Regions from separate parts of the Mus musculus genome. Here region 2 is linked to region 1. The links are chromatin contacts, found by Hi-C in ENCODE. All regions are on one chromosome and are shown on one strand. The core of a region is the stretch at or near the end of the contact, and the rest is flanking DNA. Distances in the headings are between cores, read along the strand shown. Region 1 holds the start of Ttc19 (tetratricopeptide repeat domain 19). Region 2 has its middle 20 kb from the start of Mmgt2.

Region 1 (4,862 bases), core at 2,153-4,652:
AAAGACAAGGTCCTCACATCCTCTGCGTGATGAGTGAAAGCTAACTTCAGCAGGTCAGTCACCTCAACCAACGGGACAGACTGAAGACTGCTCCTAATATACACCCCATCAATTAAGCTGTCTAAGTACCCTCAATTTTTGAATCAACCTTCCTTACAGTGAGGGATCATAGCATGGATTTAAGTACTGTCTAACACTAACAGGCAGAGAGATCACCAACCCCTTTAAGACATTTTATAAGGATGTCTCTGCACTTTAATCTCTCCCCCCTTCTTGTAGGCCAGAGGTGAGTCAGCTCACTCACGCAGATGAAGACGTATCTTAACATGAATAGAGATGCCTAACAGTCTTTGGCATGCATGCGGGCTAATCAATTAAAAAGAAACACAGCTGGGGCTGGCCAGATGGCTCAGCGGTAAGAGCACTGACTGCTCTTCCGAAGGTCCTGAGTTCAATTCCCAGTAACCACATGGTGGCTCACAACCATCTGTAATGAGATCTGATGCCCTCTTCTGGTGTCTGAAGACAGCTACAGTGTACTTACATATAATAATAAATAAATCTTTAAAAAAAAAAAAAAAAAAAAGAAACACAGCTGCACCTTCTGCCACTGCATTTTCAGGACCTTTCTGAGGAAGTAGCATCCCCTTAGTCAGCTCCCTTGAGGCATTACCAATTCCAGATGTTACAAAGCGATTGACTTACATTTTCAAGCTGCCCTCGTATAAATGCTAAGTTGGCCATCTGAAAGCAAATTATAAATGGCTGTTCAGTTCAGAGTGCTGCGCTTACACAGATTTACAACTTTAAAATGGAAGACTCTTCCCTGTTTTTACAATCTTAAAAAAAAAAGTTCAGAACAAAGAAAACACCCCCCGTTAATCTGCTAGAAGCTCAGTACAGCAATAGTGAAAGACGCACACAGTTTATTTTATATATTCTGTTAAAAGCAAACTAAACCCAGATCACCAATGAAAAGTACAAAGCTATTTGTTTCTTTATGGTTTGAAATTATAAGTGACCCTGTGGAGGGTACAAAAATTAAACCAAGAGAAAACCTAGAAACAAACACCTTCAGGGCATCATGGCAGTCAGGAAGATAAATGAGCAAGAACACTTTCTCAGCATGTACCCTTCCTCAATAGCTAGACTGGTTAGAGCAGTTACCAGGTCATAAGTGTACGTGATGGCCTTCCTGTTGTCACTCTCATACGCAAGGCGAAGAGCGTCATGCAAAATCAGCTCGGCCGCTTCTGGCTCGTCTTTCATGATGCTCAACTAGAGAGAAAAGACAAAGGCAACATTAACTGAGCTGTAAGGAGGCAGCTGCACTATGCTGCAGAGCAGACACTTCACAAAATGTACTGAATCCCAGCTATGTCCAGGTACCATGCCCACCCAGCTGACAGGGAGACTAGCCTCCCTTGTATCTAGGTGTGCTCATACAACAAAGTTTTAACCAACAGATCACACAGGAGGAATGTGAGCCATCTTTACTTTGTTTTTCCTCCAGAGACAGAGACCAGGCTGCCTCCTGACCCACAGAGATCCACTTGGCTCGGCCTCCTGAGTGTGGCAGTTAAAGGTGTGGACCACCACACCTGGCACTGTGTTCCTACCGAAGCTGTTCGCCTTTCGTCTTCTTCTCTTCCTGAAGATTACAGGGAATCAGGTAGGACAAGTAGGCATAATTAAAACTCACGAAAAGAGGAAGAAAAACAGCACAGAAGAATGACAAGAGGAATCTGGAACGTGTTCAAGAGAATGAGAGTAAAACTGAGGTAAAGTGACTAAGGAGTTAACCATGTAACGAAATGGACAGAAGAATGACCCCAAAAGACAGGGGTGAAAAGAATGGATCTTCAGAAGACATTCGAGGACGGAGAGGTGGACAGAGGGTCCTGAATCACATCTCTTGCCACAGGAGGATGAGACGCTGGCTTAGATCACTTCCAGCCCTGCAGCCTCTGACAGGGGGTTTGTGTTTTCTCACAGGTACAGGGAGAAGTCACTCAGCTGTCAAACAAGAAAGCACTACTACAATCTGATTTACATTTTCAAACCATCACTCAGGTTGCTACACGGAGAAAGGACTGCGGTTGGGGCAAGAGAACAGGACCTGTGTGAGGAAAACTGGGGGAAAAGAGGGAATGGAAAAAGAGGGCAGGCGATTTGAGAAGTGTTCTGGATTTGATGGCAACTGTGTTTACTGCTGTAACTGGGAATTATCAACAACACACTTTAAGAACAATTATGATTATTTTCTGTTTTTTTTTTTTTTTTTCTCCTCTTTTTTGAGACAGGGTTTCTCTGTGTAACAGAATCCTGGCTGTCCTGGACTTGCTTTGTAGAGCAAGCTGGTTTCAAACACAGGGGTCCGCCTGAGGAACCACTATGATTTTTTAGGCTTAATTTTTTAGGTGATAGAGAGAACACTGTTAAAGCCATATTTGGGGGGAAGGAATTTAAGAAAAAGTGCTTAGTCCCGGGCATGCTAAATCTGAGAGATAGCTGTGGCCTTGCAATAGAGACAGCATGTCAATGACACACTGCAGTCTGAACACAAATCTGGACGTTGTTGGCATTAAGTCGATATTGAACCCGTAGGAAGAGATGAAATAAACCTGGAGGGGGGAAAAAAAGGATGTGGAGAAACAGATTTAGACGCAAACCAATAGGCATAAACGATACTAAATTGCATTTTCGGGGCGTCATTCATAGTCTATGAACAAAATGTCATTCGGCTTGGAGGTTAGCTGATTAAAGCCACCCTCGCAAAACATCCTCAATCAATACGTTTGGACAAAATAAATAAATAAATAAAGGAAATGTGAGGGTCTCCACCTGCACTCACAACTGCAGCGATTCTGCTGCAGGATTCGCTCTGGACCAGTCTGGATGGATCCCAACCTTCCACCCAGGGCCAATCCATCCAGGCCTCGGGAAACCGGAGCAGAGAGCGCGCGCGCCCGGTCGAGCCCCTCACCTTGGCTTGCTTCAGCAGCTGGATGATCTCGGCCTCCGCCTCGTCTGACGCGTCCTCTCCCGGCTGCTCGGCCGTCGCCGCGGGTCGCGAGAACCAGGCGAGAGCTGCGAGAAGCGGCTCAGAGGTCACCGGGACCGGCCCGTGCCCGCGTCCCCGCCCCCGCCGGGCCGGCCCCGCCCGGAGCGCACCGCTCACCTGCCAACAGCGGCAGCACCCCGTGCCCCCGCGCCGGCGCGCCTCGGGTCCGCAGCCGCTCCGCGCCCGTCCCCGCGTCGCCCGTCCGCTCCGGCAGCAGGCGCGCCGTACAACCCCCACACCGCCGGCCCGCGGCCCGCAGCAGGGTTCGACCCAGACGCCAGCGAAGCAACCGGAACATGCCGACGGGTCCTCCCTCAGAGATCCACTAAGCCACGGCTGGCCCGGGACGCCCCGCCAGTCCGCATGCGCGATGACGCATGCTGACGTCACGCCGTCTCGTCCCGCCCCGCCCCGCCCCCGGCCTGCAGGGCGCGTGAAGTTCGCAGCGCCCGGGAGGAGAGAAGACGGGCGGCGTGCCATGGCGGTCGCGCTCCCGGAGGTGGTGGAAGAGCTCCTGAGCGAGATGGCCGCCGCTGTGCGAGACAGCGCGAGAAGTACGGCCTGCGGGCTTTTATTCTTACCCCGCATGGTTATGTCCCTGAAGCCTGGGCCCCTTAAATCGCTTAACTAAATAGAGGGATTTGAGTGACTAGACGTCAGATCCCTGAGTGCGAGCCGGTGTGCGGGAACCCCGGTACTTAAAGAGAGCCACTGGGTACATCCAAGGAGTGGGCGAGGGCTGGGATGCGGAATGGCAGATGCGTAGACAATTTCGAGTTACTCAGAATCTTTATCCACAATCCGTGATGCAAAGTTTAAAAATAATACCCTTGTTTACTACTTTGTTTAGTAAATAGATTTTACTAAAAAACATTCAGGGAGGCAAAACCTTTAAAAAAAAATCGGGAAGTTGAAAATTACTTCTTCCCTCTGGCCTGTAGAGGTCGCCCTATGCCTGTCTCCAACAAAATGACCGACCAAGGATGATCTTTGCTTACTCACCAGAGTAGGAGGATCTACCAAAAGGGGAAAACTAGTAATGAGGATCTACTATGCAGCTCGGCTGGTAAAGAGGCTTGCCTGGCATGTAGAGAGCTGCCGTGGATTCCCCACCACCGCACAAGACTGGGCACATGGCTGTAGTCTCCGCACTTGGGAAGTGGAGACAAAAAAAAAAAAAAAAAAAAAAAAAAGAAAGAAAGAAAAAGGGAAAGTTTAAGGTCAACCTCAGCTACATAATGCTAGGCCAGACTGGGCTGCTGGAGACTTTATCTCAAAAAACTGGAGGTGGGGTGGGGGGTGCTTTTGAAGTGTAGACTAATTAAAGCACTCTCCCCAAAAATAGCCTCTCTAAATGATAGCCAAATTAGAGCACAAAACTCCTATTGTTCATTGATTGTGCTCTGTGAACTGGTTTGAGTTACTGCTTCAATGGGACTAGAAAAGTAAACGAATAGTCTCATTTTGGTCTTTTACGTAAAAGATTCAGCCAACCAGGTATTCAAACATGCTTTGACTTCAAAGAAGTTGTGGGGTGTTAGTCTGTTGTGAGGTCTTGCTTCCAGGATTTGACCACAGATGTTCTGAGATGCTGGAACGAGATGAGTTTTACAGAACAGGGCTGTTGGTTAATCCATATGCCAGTAACTGAAGGGGCCCCCTTACACAGGAGCAGACTCTCAATTCCTGTTTATTTTTCAGTAGAGCAGTTTTCAGTATTGGGTCTGGGTATTCCTTTCTAATCCCCAATCTTCCTTGGTAACCGTGCAGAATATAAGTCCAGGTTGCATGTATATGA
Region 2 (4,365 bases), core at 203-2,702, 390 kb before region 1:
CTCAGTTACTTTAAAACTAAGGAAATCCAGTCACGTGCTACATCGATGAAGTTTGAGGACTCAGTGCTAAGAAAAATAAGCCAGTTATGGCACAAGGACTGCAGGATTGCACTTCCAGAAAGCATGCAGAACAGCCAACCCACCCCACCCCCTACCCTGCTTTCTCCCAAAAGCCTGAACTGCACAGGAATCAGGAATGAAGGGAATCGTCCTTCCCTTCTACCAAGCTTCCTCTTGCTCATGGTTTACTTATTGAATAAATGTCTGTTGAGGATCTATTGTATGTCAAGCTGCAGGGTTGGCTCTGGAAACAACAGTGGTTAGACAGGCAGACCCGGGATCGCCAGTCATTTACTTCCTAGTCAACAAAGTGACTTCAGACAGTATAGATGCCAGGCTGAGGATAAACAGATCTGCCAAAATCAAAGGAGACTTAACGTGAGAAGTACCAAGCCAGGAGCAATGGTCACTTGGCAGAGGAAACACATACAAAAGCCCAGAGACGGGAGACAGCTCACCATGTCTAAGGAATAAAGGTCAGCCCGGCCTGAGGAGAGGGACAACGGAGGGCAGCCATTATGTTATGTATGTTATATGGCTATAACAGACTGTGCGGGGCTTTGTAGATGTGAAGAAAAAGGTAGTTAACAAAATAGATTGTCTTGTGAGAAAATGTCAGCTCTGAACACCAGAATGTCAGTGAAGGACAGGGTTGGACATCCCCAGGTTCTCCATCAAGGTTTGTAATTTGCCACCTGCGAGCCCTTAGGGTTTTCACAGTTAGGCATGGGCTTGGATCACCTAGTTTCATATAACAGACTCCTGGGCCACCCCAGGTAGATCAGGTCGATCTGGGCGGGGCCCAGAATCTGCACATCACGTTCCTGCCAAGACACTGCTGATGCTGGCAATCTTCCACCACACAGATGACGCTGGAGGCAAGTCATAGATTCTTTCCCACTGTACCTTCTATCCTGATAGGCATGGTCACCAAATGAGAGGAAAATATGTCTGGGGAAGCCTCCTGTGGGCACACTGCGGACAGTATCTTCCTGAGTAGTCCTGGCTGGCCTTGAACTCACTATGCAGACCAAGCTGACCTCACACGCTCCTCCAGCCTTTGCTTTCTGAGTGCTGGGATTACGGGCGTGTACCACTGCACCTGCTAGGAAAGCCTTTTCTAAAAAGAAAAAGACAAACGCACGGAATCACCGCCTTGGAGCCGCTCACCACTCACCCCTCCCATCTGTTTCCCTCATCGTTTATAAGAAATGTTCTCCTCTAAGAGGAGCAGCTGACTGCTCAGGAACAATGGCGGTTTTACTTCGTTTATGCTAACTCTGCTTCTCTGAGCATGTGAGCATCTGCTAACCCACGATGCCAGGGCAAACGCTATCTTCCCCTGCCTCGGTGAAGCATTCAGAGTCACCTCTAATGTTCTTTTCACCAGTAGAGCTTGACGCCGTCTTCGAGGACCCGTGGTTATTTTTGTCAACCATCATCTCGGCCCACTCTTCCCAAACAAAGCTCTCCTGTGAGTCATCTGGGGAAGCCAGAGGCATATGACGCTTGTTCAGCTGGTATCCTGCCATTCAGGAGAAGAGTATTAACATTCTCTTGCACTCAATTAGGAAAAAAAAAAAAAAAAAAAGCAACAACAACACAGATTCATCAGCTGCTCTAAACTCAAGAATCTGGAATGTACACTCATGGTCAATGCTTAGGAGGTATATATTTATTTATATTCACTCACACGTTCAGTAAATATTGGGGGGCTACAAACACAGCAGTGTACAAAACAGAGCCCCCTTTCATGAGGTTTGCTTATGTCCACTCTGGGAATATACAGCAGTATTATCTCCTAGAGGTCTTTTTTTTTTTCTTTCTATTGTCACCTAGTGTTAACTGCAGTCCAAAAAAGGTTAAAAGATTCTAGAAACAAACAGCGGATGCGTCACGGAAGCCAGTGCTGGCATCGTGTGAGTTTTCCCTTTGAGCATCCATGCAGTGTATGCTCTCAACCCTCTAAGCACCTACTGACTGTCTGGGTTATCAGACTGAAAAATAAATTATCTCATGGACTCAGTACTTTGCTGGCTTCTACTCTAGGTCATGCATATATGCCCTGCCCAAGGAGGAGCAAGTAATGTATTCTGAAAGTGTCCTTGTACTGACAGAAGGGGCAGTCACATGGTGGACGGGGTTATGGGTTGGAGTACTATAAAGCATGAAATAGGCAAGGTTTTCTTTTTTTTAATTATTTATTTTATGTATATGAGTACACTATAACTGTCTTCAGACACACCAGAAGAGGGCATCGGATCCCATTACAGATGGTTGTGAGCCACCATGTGGTTGCTGGGATTTGAACTCAGGACCTTCAGAAGATCAGCCAGTGCTCTTAACCACTGAGCCATCTCTCCAGCCCGGTAACTAGGTTTTCGATTGTGGGTGTTGTTCTCCAGGCTCATTGAGGGGAAGATGTTAGGGACTGAATCTAGAGCCGTTAAATTTATATGTTTAGGGGTCCCAACGTGTGACTTTTCCTTTGGACTTAGGAAGCCTAGGTCATGTTTGCCCCACGATTTATTTAAGAAGCATGCAATGTGTGGTCTAGATTCACAGGTACACAGCGGGGGAGAAACTTTTACTCAAGAAGATTCATACTTGGAATTTATCCAACACATGATCTAGATGAGATACGGGACTTCCAGTTGATGTGGGAAAGAGTTGGGACATGGATGTGGCTGTAGGAATGTGATACACACACACAGTATAGCCTTCATCTCCTCCCTTAGCTGTACAGTCCTTTTAGTTACTACCATTCCTACTGCCGAATACACACACACACACACACACACACACACACGTCATGAGGGGTAGTATTGCAGGCTCAATAGTGGTTCCCCACAAGTTACATTTGAAATCCAATCCCCAAAACCTTCCTTGGATTGTATCACTAAAGAAGTAATGATGATAACATGACGTCATAGGTATAGATGGGATCTTTATGAAGAGGACAATATGACACAAATACACAAAGTGGGGTCTACATGAAGACACATGGAGAAGATGAGAAGACATCCACCTACAAGCTAAGGAGAGAATCCTTGGTGGAAGGTATCGAGCCAACTCCTTGATCTTGACTCCTGGCTTCCGGAATTGTAGAAAATTAATTCCTATTTCTTAAGTGACCCGGTCTGTGGCAAGCCTAATAAACCAATAGAGTGTTCTAGTTTCATTTCTGTTGCTGTGAGAAAACACCCTGAGAAAAAGCATGACGGAGAGAAAGGGTTGGTTTATTTGGCTCACAATGTCAGCCACAGACCACTGCAAGAGTAGAAGCTAGGCACATCACACCATACCCACAGTCAGAAGCAGAGAAATAAACATACCCATGCTGCCTGCTTTCTCTCATCTGCCCTCTTCCTGTCTTAGGTTATTCAGGATCCACTGCCTAGGAAATGAAGCCACCTAGAGTGGGCTGCTTCCCCACATCAATTAACAGGACAATCCCCCACATACAAGTCTGATAAAGGCAATTATTGATCCACTGCCTAGGAAATGGAATCACCTATAGTGGGGTTGTTTCCCCACATCAGTTAATAGTCAGGACAATCCCCCAGAGACAAGTCTGATAAAGGCAATTATTCAATTGAGATTCTCTTCCCAGATGATTCTAATTCCTCACAAGTTGACACTTAAAATTAACCATGGCAAGAGGCATTCTGTGAAATGCTTGACACCGCTGGGTACACTGAGCACCTATAGGTGTTCCGAAGACACGGAGTAGACTATGTGAGGGATGGTGAAGAGGCTAGAGAAGCGGAAAGGAGCTTGGCTCTGAAGGCACTCCAAGGTTGAGGATCTGGGCTTCATTTTGTATTCACGGTGTGAAGGTGTTGGAAGTCTGAAGGCAAGAGTTCTATGACAGTGCTGTGGGACTGGTAGTAACGAAAGGGACTGTACAGCTAAGGGGGAGATGAGGACTGTACCAGTAACATAGGTTATGTCTATGAGATGTTAAATAATACAGCCGTGCACTAAAGCCAGGATTGCCTGGATGGAGATGCAGAGACTATAGAGGACAGGTCTTAGCGCCACTTTGGATGAAGATCAGGGAAATCTCAGGGAAGGGAAACAAGATACAAGTGAGTAGAGAAAAGTACTCTCTAACAGGAAGGGACTCTCTGGAGAGGTGATATCAAAGGAAAAAGGTACCCAGTACAGGGAGGGCTTCCCCTTACTACATCATGGAAGCCAAGGGTGGGAAACGTCAGAAGGGAAGGAGTGGAAACAGTGGTGAAAGCTTCAGACCAATCAACAGGGAGTCCTGAAACGTTAGGGTGAATTCAGAGTGAATTG

The links. A loop is a pair of places that touch in the nucleus more often than their neighbours do.
Region 2: a loop to region 1 is called in a map of v-Abl transformed pro-B cells, with 2.6 times the contacts of the local background. The contact joins the enhancer-like site here to the promoter of Ttc19 in region 1. A Hi-C loop is called at or near these places in 1 of 37 maps with a recorded cell type or tissue (v-Abl transformed pro-B cells).

What each region holds. Positions count from the first base shown.
Region 1 is chr11:62,280,013-62,284,874 of GRCm38, reverse strand. It overlaps Ttc19 (tetratricopeptide repeat domain 19), which reads right to left and starts at 3,402. Exons shown (of 10, transcript NM_028360.2): 1 at 3,182-3,402; 2 at 2,987-3,090; 3 at 1,168-1,278; 4 at 706-744. The coding sequence starts at 3,362. It overlaps Zswim7 (zinc finger SWIM-type containing 7), which reads left to right and starts at 3,480. Exons shown (of 5, transcript NM_027198.1): 1 at 3,480-3,618. The coding sequence starts at 3,543.
Region 2 is chr11:62,666,733-62,671,097 of GRCm38, reverse strand. No RefSeq gene overlaps it. Among named protein-coding and RNA genes, the nearest start is that of Mmgt2, 20 kb to the right of the region's middle. Within about 2 kb of position 1,452, at least 1 of the 3 ENCODE cell types and tissues checked has a DNase peak (open chromatin) inside an H3K27ac peak, as active enhancers do.